2 separate regions of the Homo sapiens genome follow, and region 2 is linked to region 1. A link is an interaction called in ENCODE POLR2A ChIA-PET data of the cell type or tissue named here. Cell type or tissue: MCF 10A. All regions are shown on one strand. Links, peaks and the distances in the headings refer to the core of each region. The heading gives the core; the rest is flanking DNA.

The links. ChIA-PET counts read pairs that join two places held together with the same protein. Peaks named below come from ENCODE experiments on the same cell type or tissue, not always from the same donor. Only the 100,000 strongest peaks of a DNase experiment are listed, where the experiment ranks them.
Region 2: POLR2A ChIA-PET joins it to region 1 with 5 read pairs; 4 of 35 experiments call an interaction of 5 or more read pairs at or near these places.

Annotation. Positions count from the first base shown.
Region 1 is chr11:71,296,328-71,304,183 of GRCh38, reverse strand. No RefSeq gene overlaps it. Among named protein-coding and RNA genes, the nearest start is that of SHANK2, 48 kb to the right of the region's middle. RefSeq lists enhancers at 2,340-2,997, 4,082-5,281. In MCF 10A, for the core only: no CTCF peak of the experiment used is centred there; a DNase peak (open chromatin) is centred at 4,683.
Region 2 is chr11:71,423,047-71,430,047 of GRCh38, reverse strand. It overlaps the pseudogene ACTE1P and a transcript of DHCR7 not described here. Among named protein-coding and RNA genes, the nearest start is that of DHCR7, 22 kb to the left of the region's middle. RefSeq lists a silencer at 6,497-6,546. In MCF 10A, for the core only: a CTCF peak has its summit at 3,373; a DNase peak (open chromatin) is centred at 4,067.

The DNA of each region.
Region 1 (7,856 bases), core at 2,375-6,374:
ACTCTAAGGAGGTAAATGCCTATGGTTGGTCTGCTATGCCATCCCGTAACCCACTTGCAGAGTGTTTGCTTCCCACTTTTGCAATTTTGAGTGTTGCTGGTTTGCACAGGATGTTTCCACCTGGAGACACAACATTGGTTCCAGTGAAGTGGAAAACGAGATGATTACATGGCCATTTTGGGCTCCATACACCACTGAACCTGCAGGAAAAGAGGAAGGTCACTATACCGGCCAGAGTGATGGATCCCAATTGCCAAGGGGAAATTTAGTTGCTGCTACATGATGTGGGATGGTGGGGAGGAAGGAGACTAGTTCTAGACCCAAAGGATTCTCTGGGGTGCCTGTTGGTTCTTGCATAATTAATAGTACAAGTGAGTGGTGAACTATCCCCCAAAAAGACAGACCATTGAGGATTCAGACCCTTCAGGAATGAGTGTCTGGTTCCCCCACCCAGGTAAGACACCCCACCCAACTGAGGTCAAAGGGGACATGAAATGATGGTGGAAGAGGGCTCATGATGGCAGCTGTAGAAACACAGACCATGGCCATGCGCAGGTGTCCTGGCCTTGCTTCTGATGGGCACATGTATCCCTACATACACGGGATTGTTTTTATGGACATTCACTATTTTTTTGTCTCTCTTCTCATTCTTTAAACATATTTTGTTAGGGATCAGCTTTCTGATTTAGTCTGTAGCCAACGGAATTTTCGGAAGGGACTCTGTGGTAGGCAGAACAATGGACCCCAAAGACATTCACATCCTTATCCCTGGAACCTGCAAACATGTGACCTTACCTGGCAAGAGAGACTTGGCAGGTGCGATTAAAGTGGGATCTCAGAGACAGGGAGGTTATTCTGGATTTTCCAGATGGGCCAAACCTACTCCCATGAATCCTTAAAAGCAAAGAACCTTTCCCAGCTATGTTCAGAGGGAGCTGGAAGAGTGGAGCGAAAGAGGCAATGTTTCTCCTTAAAAGATGGAGAAAGGGCCCAGCAGCCAAGACACTGGGCAGCCTCGAGAGGCTGGAGAAAGCAAGGAAACAGATTGTCCCCTAGAGGGCCCAGAGGGAACCAGCCCTGCTGATGCCTTGACTTTAGCCCAGTGAGACTTTTGTCTGACTTTTCACCTCCTCAACCACAGCAGCAATAAATTGGTGTCATTTGAAGCCACTACATTTGTGGTAATTTGCTACATCAGCTGTAGAGGACTAATCAAAGTGGTGATTGGATTTAAGAACTATCTCAGCTGGGGCAGTGGCTCACACCTGCAATCCCAGCACTTTGAGAGGCTGAGAGGAGAAGATCCCTTGAGTTCAGGAGTTCAAGGCTACCCTGGGCAACATAGTAAGACCCCCATCTCTACAAAAAATTCAAAAATTATCAGGGCATGGTGGTACATGCCTGTGGTCCCAGCTACTGGAAAGGCTGAAGTGGGAGGGTCACTAGAGCCTAGCCAGGCTGCAGTGAGTTGCGAAAGCACCACTGCACTTCAGCCTGGGTGACAGAGCAAAACCCTGTCAAGAAGAAGAAGAAGAGGAGGAGGAGAAGGAGGAGAAAGATCTGGCATGGCCCAGAGGTAGTGCTAGGACCAGCTGCCAAAGACAGACACAATGACTGATGGCTTCTACAGCTCCTCAGTTGGGGGAGAGGGTAAGAAAAATCTTCATTTGTGTGGAGGATGCTTGCAGCTTGTTAGACAGAAGCTTAAGTTGCCTTGCTGTTGGAGAGATGTGCAAATAGGAGAAGAAGGGTGCGTACAGAGGCTGCACAGCCCAAGGGGTGTGCGTGACCCTGGCCTCTCCATGTCACAGCTGCCCTTGCACACTGGGCGTTCTTGGCGCCTGGCTGGCTCGCACAGGGGATGCTGGAGGGGACTGCGGGGCTGGATGGGGAAGGTTTTGTCCCTCGATCCTGTTCTGGCCATGCTCCTACTGCTGCTGCTGCTCCTACGGCTGCTGCTGCTGCTCCTTTCTTTTTCTTTCCTTCCCATAGCAGAAAGGATCTTGCCTATGATTTTCCCAACCCTCACGAACCAGGGACCCTGTGTCCCCCACCCCCAAGAGACACCCCCCAGCTAGCCAGCCAGCCAGCGCTTCCTCCTTGGAAGTCTCAGTTTACGCCCTGTGGGCTGCACTTCCTGGCTTCCTTGCTGTTATGGTGGCAGCCTCACCTCCGTGGGAGTGGCTGAGTCCTGCTGTTGTTGTCTTCATGACGTCTGAGTTCTCACCGTGCGTGGATCAGCTGGGGAGAAGTCACTGGCACCCAGCTAGCATCCCTTCTGTATTCTTCTCTATTAAATTCTGGCTGCCGAAATACCCGTGTGGTTTCTGTCTCCTGACGGCTCCTTAGCAGCATGCCAGGTGTTGTGATGGGGCCATAAGCCGCATGTTCTGGAAGAACTGTGGAAGAAGCAGTTCACTCTAACAGGGTCCCCAGAGGAGGGGCTTTCATGACACGCCGGGGAAAGAGGGGCTGTTCGAGGTGGGCAGTTCATCCTGCCGTCCCTCCTTAACACAGGTCAGACCAGCACTGCCCTCCTGTAGGCAGGTTGCTCTGGAAGTTTCCCAGCTGGGCCCCTGCAGGGGTCGTGCTGTGTCCTGGGCCGCCGAGCAACCCAGCCTGGCTAACGGGTGAGGAAACTGGCTCGGCCCAGGTCTCTAGGGACAGAGGGCCTCCAGTCACCCTCCAACTCCACTCTGGCCCTGTGATTTCAGACTCTCACTATCCCCTATCCTGTGCACCCTGGTAAACACCATCTACATTCCCAGGAGGATCGTGGATCACCAGCAGGTACCAGATTCTAGAAGAGACAAGGAAGGACCCTCCCCTAGAGCCTCCAGAGGAAGCAGCCCTGTGACACCTTGATTTTCAACTTCTGGCCTCCAGCCGGGCATGGTGGCTCACATCTGCAATCCCAGCAGTTCGGGAGGCCAAGGCAGGTGGATCACTTGTGGTCAGGAGTTCAAGACCAGCCTGGCCAACAGGGTGAAACCCCGTATCTACTAAAAATACAAAAATTAGCCAGATACGGAGTCCTGAGGGACACCATCCAAAGCTGCCTGCAGAGATGGGACAAGCGCGTGCGGTGACAAATGGAGTCATTCTCAGAAGCTGAGAGCAGAAGGCTGGCAAGCCTTCTATTTGTTCTGTAAGAAGATGTACCCAGCTTCCAAGAAGGCATCTCTCCAGGAAAGACCTCGGATATAGATACGTCCTAAATCTTTGCTTCTGCCTGCATTTTCTCCAAAACCTCCATTCAATTTCCATTGTCAGTACCTGTGTCTTTCATTTTCCTGGCAGCAGCTGTGCCTGGCTTCTTCAGAGTCATTAGAAAAGGCCCCTGCCTCCTTCCCTGGGCTATTCCACATCAGTCCGTCCCCAGGGTTTCACTGATGAGGTTTGGAAAGCTGAGGCCACTGCCTGGCTGATGGGGAGAGCTTGAGAGGCTGTTTTTCTGCCTTTCTCAGGTCCCTGGAAACCTGAATTTATGCAACACGTTCTTTTTGGTTGGGAAAAAAAAAAAAGAGAAAACTCCTCATTGATCATCAAGTCTGGGTAGCAGACCAGGCAAAATTGTGAAATAGAACATTGTTAAATATTTTTATCTGCGCTGGGTGGCCACTTCTCCCTTTTGTTCTTTGGTTTTCCAGTTGTGATAAACAGAGCGCACATTTTTATTCCTTGGTCTGTTCTCTAGAAATGGCTCTTGGCTTGTAGCAATCAGGGCTAATTCGTAGTGAGGGCCTCCTGTGCATAGGAACTTTTCATGCTTGTTTTCTTTTTCCTCCTCGAAGCTTGTTTTAGTTTCCTAGAGCTGCCAGAACAAATGGGAACCACAAACTCGGAGGCTTGAAACAACAGAAATCTATTAGTGTCACAGTTCTGGAGGCCAGTTTTTTGTTTGTTTGTCTGAAATGGAGTCTCCCAGGCTGGAGTGCAATGGCACAATCTCGGCCCACTGCAACCTCTGCCTCCCGGGTTCAATCGATTCTCCTGCCTCAGCCTCCTGAGTAGCTGGGATTACAGGCATGTGTCACCATATCTGGCTAATTTTTGTATTTTTAGTAGAGACGGGGTTTCACCATGTTGGCCAGGCTGGTCTCAAACTCCTGACCACAAGTGATCCACCTGCCTCAGCCTCCCGAACTGCTGGGATTGCAGGTGTGAGCCACCACGCCCGGCTGGAGGCCAGAAGTCGAAAATCAAGGTGTCACAGGGCTGGTTCCTCTGGAGGCTCTAGGGGAGGGTCCTTCCTTGTCTCTTCTGGGATCTGGTACCTGCTGGTGATCCACGATGCTCCTGGGAATGTAGATGCATCACCCCAGTGTCTGCTCTGTGTTTCCATCACATCCCCTCCGTGTCCTCTGCCCTTCCCTTCTCTTCTCTCATGAGGACGCTGGAGGTACAGCCGCTCCCATGCAGAATAACCTCAGCATTTCCTTAATCACATCTGCAAAGACCCTTTTTCCAAACAAGGCCGCACACACAGGTCCTGGGTGGATGTACCCTCTGCGGGAAGTCACCACGCAACCCACCACGCGGCCCTTTGGAGCGGATTCTGTGGCCACATCACTGAACTGATGACAAACAGAACAAGCACGTTTGGGGAGGTCGAGTGACTGGCTGGTGAGCAGCTATGCTGGAATTTGGGGCTGGGCACGTCCAGGCTGACATGACTCATTCCTGGTGCTCCCTCTGGCTGGCGTTCCTGCTGGAGCTTCATACTTCCTCACTGTGTCACGTCCCCCAGTGTTGGGCTGGGCTCTGAGCTCTGGATCAGCGTGGCTGCTGCCGCAGAACAAGCCACGCTTTACCCTGCATCCGCTTAAATGTCACCTTGTCAGGCAGGACTTTCCTGTCCCCCGTCCCTACACTAACATTAAATTCACTTCCTGACCTCGCGTAGGAGTGCCCTGGGGATGCTGCAACAAAGGACCACAAACTTAGTAGCTTCAAACAAGACATTTATTCTGTAGCAATTCTGAAAGTCTGGAGTCTCACTGGGCTAAAATCAAGGGGTCATCAGGGTTGGGTTCTGCTGGAGGCTCCGGGGAGAACTTGTTTCCTTGCCTTGTCTGGCTTCTAGCGGCCGCCTGTGGTCCTTGGCTCGGCTCGTGGTCCCTACCTGCGAGGCCAAACTAGCTGCGTAGCATCTTCCAGTCTCTGTCCCATGCTGAATAGACTTCCACTTGTGTTGCCACATCTCCTACCCACAGGGACCCCGCCTCCCTATCCTAAGGACTCTGTGATGACACCGTGCCCATCCAAATAATCCAGGATCATCTCCCCGCCTCAAGGCCCTAGTCACATCTACATGGCCCCTTTTTCCACATCAGGTAAGATATTCGCAGGCTCCCGGGATTGGACACTTCACTGGGAGGCCGTACCCTGCCTACCGCACCCAGCTTTCTTTACATCCCTGGTGGTCCCCAGCATATTGATTATTTACTTCTATTGCTGATGTCTCCCCACTGGAAGGTCAGCTTCCTGAGGGCAGGGGTGTGGCTAGTTCCCTGCTGCATCTTCAGACTGTGTCTGGCATACAGCAGGCACTCAATAAATACTTGTTTAATGAACGAAATGGCATAAGACTGCTACTGAAATGTGGGTCTCACGGAGTGACTTAGAAGATGTTCTCTTCTGAATTGGAGCCACCATAGGCTCAAAGAAACTTTTTTTAAAGGCTGAATCTGAAAGCAATTATATCACAGGATTCTAAAAATGCCTATTTTAAACTGTTGACATAATGCCCACGACCAAAACCTCAGTGTCCCGGAGAACATCGGCAGGTGCCGAAGGGCATCTGAAATGCTGTAACTTGAAGCAGCTCGTCCATGAAGCCTGGCCTGTGGGCTGCCCCTACAGCCGTGCCTGTGGTGCCCACACCAGACCAGGGGATGCTCTCACAGGACCAGGGGATGCCGTCCACCTCTAAGCGAGGTGTGACTGGGTCCTTGGATGGGGAAACACAGCAGACCTGCCTATTTCTGAGACTGTTTTAAGCAAAGCCTAGGGCTCTGGCCTCCTCCTTTTATACAACAGAGACCTGCACCTTCCATCTGGGAGAGGAAGCAGAGGCAGTCAGGTGGCCACATCCCTCCTCAGAACCAGAAACCACTGGTCCAAACCCTCTGGCCCCTTGTTCACTAAGAAACAACACCCACTTCTCTGAATTTTCTGACTCTTCTTACATCTCTCTCTAAAGTAAGCTTGCCAGCAAAAAAAATGTTTAAGATAAGTATGTCCCAAATATAGCATGGGATATACTTACACTAAAACATTTATCCATTGCTTACTTGAAATTCATATTGCCTGTGAATCCTGCATTTAAAAAGATTCAACTACAGCTCATCCTTGTTTTAAGAGCAGTTTAATGTGCACAGCTAAATTGAGCAGAAAGAGAGTTCCCATATACCCCCGCCTCCGCACATGTACAGCCTCCCCCATTGCCAACATTCCTACCAGAGTGGTGCATTGGTTACAACTGATGAACCTACATGGACACATCGTCACTTAAAGTCCATAGTTTACATTAGGGATCACTCTCAGGGTTGCACATTCTGTGGGTTTGGACAAACGTTACAATGACATGTCTTCACCATTACAGTATTAAACAGAATCATTACACTGCCCTAAAGATCTCCTGAAGCCAGGCGCAGTGGCTCATGCATGTAATTCCAGCACTTTGAGAGACTTGAGAAGGGAGGATCACTTGAGCCCAGGAGTTCAAGAACAACCTGGGCAACATAGTGAGACCCCCATCTCCACAAAAAAAGAAAAATTAGCCAAGTGTAGTGGTGCATGCCTATGGTCCCAGCTACTCAGGAGGCTGAGGTGGGAGGATCCCTTGAACCCAGGAGTCTGAGGCTGCATGAGCCAAGCCCTGATACCGCCACTGCACTTCAGCCTGGGCAACAGAGTGAGACCTTGTCTCAAAAAAAGAAAAAAAGTAAAAAAAATCCTCTGTGGTCCACCTCTTCATCCCTCCCTCTCCTCAACCCATCACAACCATTGTACTTGCATACCCATCGCGACCATCGTATTTCCATAGTCTCCATAGTGCTGCCTTTTTCAAAATGTCATATCGTTATCTGGGATCTTAAAGTGTGCAGCATTCTCAGTCTGGCTTCTTTCATGTAGCGATATGCATTTAAGACTCCTCCACTTCTTTTCATGGCTGGTACCTCATTTCTTTTTATTGCTAATAGAATTCCATTGTCTGGATGTACCACAGCTTATGTATCTACTCTACTGAAGGACATCTCAGTTGCTTCCAAGTTTGGGCAATTGTGAATACAGCTGCTATAAACACTTGTGTGCAGATTTTTGTGTGGACTTAAGTTTCAAGTCCTTAGGTAAATACTGAGGAGTATAATTGCTGGTTTATATGGTTAGAGTATGTTTAGTTTTGCAAGAAATGGCCAAACTGTCTTCCACAGTGGCTGTACCATTTTGTTTTCCCACCAGCAATGAATGAGAGTTCCTGTTGCTCCACCTCCTCCCCAGCATTTGTTGTTGTTAGTGTGTCAGATTTGGGGCACTCTAACAGGTGTGTAGTGGCATTACATTGTTGTTGGTTTTTTTTTGAGACGGAGTCTTACCTTGTCACACAGGCTGGAGTGCAGTGGCACGATCTCGGCTCATTGCCAGCTCTGCCTCCCAGGTTCATACCATTCTCTTGCCTCTGCCTCCCGAGTAGCTGAGACTACAGGTGCCCACCACCATGCTTGGCTAATTTCTTTTTGTATTTTTAGTAGAGACAGGGCTTCACCGTGTTAGGCAGGATGGTCTCGATCTCCTGGCCTCGTGATCTGCCTGCCTCGGCCTCCCAAAGTGCTGGGATTACAGGCATGAGC
Region 2 (7,001 bases), core at 2,103-6,102, 130 kb before region 1:
AACCTTGGTCTCCAAATCTGTTAGGAAATCTGGATGTTACCTGGGAAGACCAAGACCGCAGTGACTGGGAGCTGGGGACGGGATGGGTCTGGCTTTTGGAAACTCAATGCCTCAAATTCAACAATGAGCCACAGACGTGGACCAGCTCTTTGTTGTTCCAGGAAGTGGTCAGGGGTGGGGGTTTGCACAGGGTGAGTGTGGTCACCTGGACACACAGGGAAGCTGCAAGATGGCTGTTAGCAAGAGGCAAGTACCAGGCAAGTCCACCTGGCTCACAGCTTTAAACACCTCCACGGCTTGGTGACTCCAAGGTTTCATCTCCAGCCATGCCTTTGTCCTGAACGCCGCTCATGAGTCCACATGCTCCCTCTACACCTCACTCAGCATCTGAAAGGTTACTCGACTTCACCCCCTCAATCAGTACTGACCTTTTCCCATAAATGTCAGTTGCTCTAACCGAAAACCAGGTATCATCCCTGACTCCCCTCCCTCACGCCACGTTCCATCAGAGGGCAAGCCTGTGGCTGTGCCCATGAAATGTCCAGGATCTGACCGCTTTCCATCTACCGGGTGCCCCCGTCCCAGGCTCTGTCCTCTCTTAGCCTCAGCGCATGTCTCCCTGCCTCCTGCCCCCGCCCACAGTCTGTTCTCGGCTCAACAGCCAGACTATCCCATCAAAATGTGAGTCACATGCTGTCACTCCACTGCTCAGAACTTTCCAAGGTCTTCTCATGTTGCTCAGAATAAAAGCCAGGGTCGTTCTGAGGGCCTCAGCCGCCCTGTGGACTGTCAGACCTCTCTTGCTGCAGCCTCCCATATTGACACAGCAATAGCCATGCCCACCACCTCCCTGGGCCTCTGGCACTGCTCCACCTCAGTCAAAGCCCAGTTAGAACTACTGATGCAAATCCCCACAGCCAGGATCATCAAGACATCGGCCGCCAAGCTTTCTGGCCAGGGATTTCAGTTGCAGAACTGTTTGCAACACTTAGCTGCAATGGAAGTGCCAATTCTGGAACTGGTTTCCTTGTTGTTGGCTCACTTCTTCCTACCCCTGAGCACACTTGGAAGGCTACAGACTTAGATAAGTGAGGAGGAGGCGGGAGGCATTTGAATTACATGGTTATTATTTTTTTCTTTAACTGGGAGTGAACTCCACTCTGTCTTGAGAAAGAATTCTTGACTTGCCTTGCAGATGAGAAATGCTGCTGTGGAGGCTGAGTAGAGGCAGGAAGAGCTGCCTTCCCTTTAAGACTTGGAGATGACCCTGGGGAGGGCAGCAAAGGCGTCTGCAGAACCATCTGGGCTGTTTCCCCCTGGACAGGACTGCAGGGAGCTGCAGGGAGCTGCAGGGAGGTTCACCACGGCCCTCTGTACCTTGGAATACACTAAGATCTCCAGGGTGTGGTGGTCCTATGCCCACACATCCCACTGTTAGGAGTGTCCTCACAGTTATATCCTGCCATGTGCGAAATGGCTGCAAGTTCAAGGCTGTGCATTGCAGTGTCCTGTGCAAAAAAACCGTGAAAAGATCGGGAACAAGTTATGCAAATCAAGAGGTGACTGTTTAATTAAGTGCATCCACATGATGGAATGTTATAAAGCTCTCAAAAAGAATAGGACAGTCAACTGATGATGAATCACATTAACTTAATAAGGAAGAAAAACCACTTTATTATATGAAATAGATGGAGAAAAAAGGACACTAATTCATAATAAAAACGCAAAGACATCCATAGAAAACCTACAGCTAACTTCATATTTAATGATGAGATATTGGATTCTCTCATCATAAGATCAAGAACATGGCAAGAATTTTCACTGCCACTTCTTCCAAATTACATTAGAGATCCTAGAGATTGCAACAAGGCAAGAAAAAGATTTGAAAAGACATAGATTGGGAAGAAATAAGTAAATTAGCACAATTCACAAGATTTTTATGAAGGAAAGAGTTAACACAACAGGCCCTAACTACTATGTTTGGAAAGGCCTGCCTGCAAGGTAGGCCCTTGAGTGGCATCTGGGAATTTAGATTTGGGTAGGGTTCTCACCACTCTAATTGATAAGAGCAGGTCACTGTGCCTAGACTGTTGTACAAATAGTATGCCTTTTGGTTCACTTGCTTTCCTTCTGGAGGTCTAGAATTTTGACACATGCCAAGCAAAGGCTGGATACGGTATAAGGCCAGCACTCCTGAAAAGTCCTGGCTGCTTAATCTCAAATGAGCTTCCCTGATTGGTAACATGTCACATGTATTGTCACAACTTGTTGCTGGGAAAATTAAGCATGTCCTGCATGACCCCACTGGGAGAGACCCTTTGAAGTTTATGCCTGGTCTCCCCCAGACTCTACTCTCATGCACCTTTTCCCTCTGCTGATTTTGACTTTTATCCTTTCCCTGGAAGCTGCAGTTTCCTGAGCCTTCTTAGTGAATCATCAGACCTGAGAGTGGTCTTGACCGTCCCCACAATAGTTATGCAGAAAATCCTAAGAAGTCTACAAAAAAAGCTACTAGAACTAATAAGTGAATTTAGTGAGGTTGCAGGATACACGGTCAATATCAAAAATCTATTTTATTTCTATTCTTGCAAAAAAGTAAACATATCAATTTTTCAATAACATTTACTGTGTTGAAAACACAGCAGACTTAGAATGAAATTTTAATTAAAAATATGGAAGACTTGCTGTATTTTGGAAACCACAATTATTTCTGAGAGAAATTAAAGAAGAGCTAAATAAATAAATGGGTGTGCCACGTTTACATATTGGTGATGTGTTTACATACTGGTTACATATCGGACTGGTGATACAGCACCATTTCAACCAAGTGAGAAATGAAGAATCTTTTCAATGAAAAAATTAGCAGTTAAAAAAACAATAAGAACTTTTGAGTCATATAGATACCCAAACAGAGAAAAATGAATTTTGACTCCAACTCGCATCATTTACAAAACTGAAATGTATTATTAACCTACATGGAAAAAGCAAACCAATAAAGTCTTTAAAAAATATATACGAAAATGATCTTGGTTAGGCAAAGATTTTTAAACAGGATGATAAAAGGCACTAACCACAAAAAAAAAAAAGGAAAAAAAGTGGACATTGATGAAATTGAACTTCTCTTCATCAAAAGAAAATGCTACAAGAATGAAAAGGCAATTCACCAAGAGGGGAAAGTTATTTGCAATGACACTTTCATCCTCTGGAGGACTCAAGTCCACATTATATTATGATGGTACAAAAGCAATTGTGGCTTTTGCTATTTCAATGACAAAAACTGCAGCTACTTTGGCACCAACCTAATATAAGGGGCTCATACAAATCATGGAGAAAATGACTGGCACACTGATGCTTTTAAGATGAGAAAGAGGCTTGGACAAAATGACCAATGTATGTGAAAATATGTTCAACATCATTAGTCATCGGGAAAATGCAAATTAAAACCACCAGGAGCTACTGCATCTCCACCAGAATGGCAAAGAAAAAGGCTGAGAAGCCTGTCTGTTGTAGAGATGTGTTCTCTGGTTGCTGATGGGGTGCACATGGGAACAACCCCTTGGGGAGATTGTTTGGCAGCATCTCTTAAAGCCAAGCGTTCGTGTACCCTATCAGCCAACAACTCTACTCCTGGGAGTGTTCCCAGGGATGCTCACCAGAAGACACGTGCAAGAATGTTCATAGTGACATTAATTGTAAATAGCTAAAAAAAAAAAAAAAAGAAAAAAGACACAGTTGGCAATAGCCCAAATATCAATCAGCAGTAGAATGAATAATTTGAAGTACAGCTACACAGTGAAAAAATGAATGGCAATGGAAAGAAACCAAGAAAGCAGCAATGGCTACATCCAGCAGCATGGCTGAGTCTGCACACAGGATGTTGAGCGAAGGAAGCAGACCTGAGACTGTGTGTACTGCATGAGTCCCTCCATATGGTGGCCAAGAGCAGGAAGGATTTACTATTATAATTAAAGACAGAAGCGTGGTTACCTCCAGGGACCGTGGAGCTGGGTGGGGTAACCTAGCTGGAAGGGAACAGGGTGCTGCCTTGAGGGCACATGAAATATTCTAGGCCCTGGTCCAGTTACTCAGGAGTAGGCAAATGTGAGTCATCCCTCTGCACCTGAAATGAATGCATTTCGTGTCTGTAGATGATATCTTTTCATTAGGAAAGGAAGAAAGCCAGGCAGCTCATGCAAATGCACCTGCAGAGGATGAGGCTGGGCTGGGACAAGAACCACAGGTGTGGACAGGGGCCTGCAACAAGAAAGCTGTAAGGGGGTCTCCTGGAGGGAGGTGCTGATGGGAGGGCAGCGGCTGCAGTGGCTTTTGTAGATACCCTCTGGGTGCAGAAGAAGCTGATGGGGGAAAAGCCCCTGATCAGACAACAAAAGTGGGAGCTTGAAAATCAGGCCCCTGGTGGTGACCAGCATTTACTGCCCCCTGAACAAAGGCGAGGCCCTCATCTCAGACCTTGCTGTACAGTGACTCAGACTCCCTGAGATAGGTAGGCCTCATGCTTGCCATTGGTCCCACTTAACAAGGAGGGAACAGCAGTGCCAAGTCTCAATTTTGTCCAGTTCACAGCAAGTGCAGAGCCAGCATCCTTATTGCCCAGCACTAGAGTCCTTGTGCTGAAGCACGAAGCTGTTAAGTTCTGTCTCCCACCACACTCTTTCCTTTCTTTTTTTTATTTTTGAGATGGAGTCTTTCTCTGTCACCCAGGCTGGAATGCAATGGCACGATCTTGGCTCACTGCAACCTCCACCTCCCAGGTTCAGATGATTCTCCTGCCTCAGCCTCCCGAGTAGCTGGGACTACAGGTGCATGTCACCACACCCGGCTATTTTTTTTTTTTTTTGTATTTTTTAGTAGAGATGGAGTTTCACCATGTTGGCCAGGCTGGTCTCGAACTCCTGACCTCAGGTACTCTGCCCGCCTCATCCTCCGAAAGTGCTGGGATTATAGGCATGAGCCATGGCACCCGGCCACTCTTTCCTTCCTTTACGAGGCAGGATCTTGCTCCATTGCTTAGGCTGGAGTGCAGTGGTGTGATCATGGCTCACTGTAGCCTTGGCCTCAAACTCCTGGGCTCAAGGGATCCTCCCGCCTCAGCCTCCTGAGTAGCTTGGACTACAGGTGTGTGCCACCACACTCAGATAACTTTTTAATTTTTTGTAGAATCATGGTTTTGCTATATTGCCCAGGGTGGTCTTGAATTCCTGGCTTCAAGGGATTCTCCTACCTTGGCCTCCCAAAGTGCTGGGATTACAGAAGTGAACCACAGCACCCTGCCCACACTCATGCTTATAGCCTTCTGTCTCGTTTTTTTCTGATAGAATTCTAACAGTCCCAAAGCTCTGTCCTACAGACCCTTAGCACCTAGAGCAGCAAATTTGGAGGAAAAAGAGGGTTTCCCAGTTGAGTCCCAGTGATGACAGTCAACATCTGGTTGGCCATCACGTGATGTTCACGGAGGTGGCATTAGGAACTGGTCCCTGACATATGGAAGTGAGGATGTTAAAGTCCACTACTCCAGCAGGGTGTGGTGGCGGGCACCCATAGTCCCAGCTACTGGGGAGGCTGAGGCAGGAGAATCGCTTGAGGCCAGGAGTTTGTGTACGGCCTGGGCAACACAGCAAGATTCCATCTGAGATTTGTTTTCACGTGAACGACTCCACGGAGGCCCTCTGCGTTCACTTGCCGACTGGCAGAGACAGTGCCATCATGCCTCTCAGTCAGGCTTCAGCAGTCCTGACTACCTTCTGTTTGCACAGCCTCAACTGTCAGGTTGAAATGTGCGGCGTCTCCACGCTGAGCTGCCCCGTGTCCTTCTACAGCTGCCTATTGCTGTCGTTTCAGCCCAGGTAAATGTCCCGCCCATGTAAGTGAGCTGCACCTTCCTCTGCCCTTGCCTTGTCCCAGCCAGACGACCTGGACCCTCCTTCTGCCTGCTCCACACATGTGGCTACCTCTCCAGTATCCCCAGGATACCTCCCACGCCTCCCCTGCTCACAGCTGAGGGCAGGGATGCTCCATACTTCGAGCTCTCTTCAGCCTCCCAGTTTCTTGGCCATCCCGGCAAAAGTCTTAGGGCCGCTGTTGTCCTTGGTAGGACAGATCGCTGGAAGGTCACACACTCCAAAACAACCATAAGGATGGTGATAGATAAAGTAGAAACACGAGCATAAAAGCAAAAAGGTAATATTCTGGGGCTGCTGCTGCCAGGGACTGATGCCCACACAGGGCGGGGCCCCTAAGATCACGGCTGTGTTACAGCACATTGCCATTATTGCGCATGATGGTGGCCTGAGCTACCCAGAAGAGGCCACCTGACACCCAGCATCCCTGCTCAGGAAGGCAGGCAGTTTTGTAATGCCCTTTAGAGATCTTGGTGCATTTAAAAACATCCTGCTCTACTTAGTTTTTGTTAACCGGATTATTCAGTTATAGGGAATGATTCATTCTCTAATGAAAAGAGCAGAAGGGTTGTGGGTGGGTTGCATTATAGGTGATTTTCAAAGAGTTCTTTGTTTCAGTAGCTCTGGTTTGGCCTAGATGTTTTCACTGTTTAAGTCTTTCAGAATCTTTTTTTTTTTTAATTTTTAAATAGGAAGTGAGAACATCCCCGAGCAAGACCAACAATTGCTGAATAAACACAAACCCCCTTGAGAATCACGCCGACAGGTGCTATCTCTTCACCTGGGGATTGCAAAGGTGAGAGAGGAGGCCAGTGCCTCCCTGTGTCTGGAGAATCATATAGGGGTTGCTCTGGGAGTTTTAAGTTTCTCCTGAGTGAAAGTTAGTGGTTTTACATGTTCTCTTGATGCTACTTTTTACCTCTTCCTCCGGCTACTAAAAAAGCTTTCCTTGTAGGTGAAAATGGAACCGAATTAGTTCTGTGATCTTGTTCCATTCTAAAAGGGATTTGATTTTCCATTCATTCATCCCAAAACTGTTGCATACCTACTATGTGCCAGACTTTATTCTGGCCAGAAAAGATT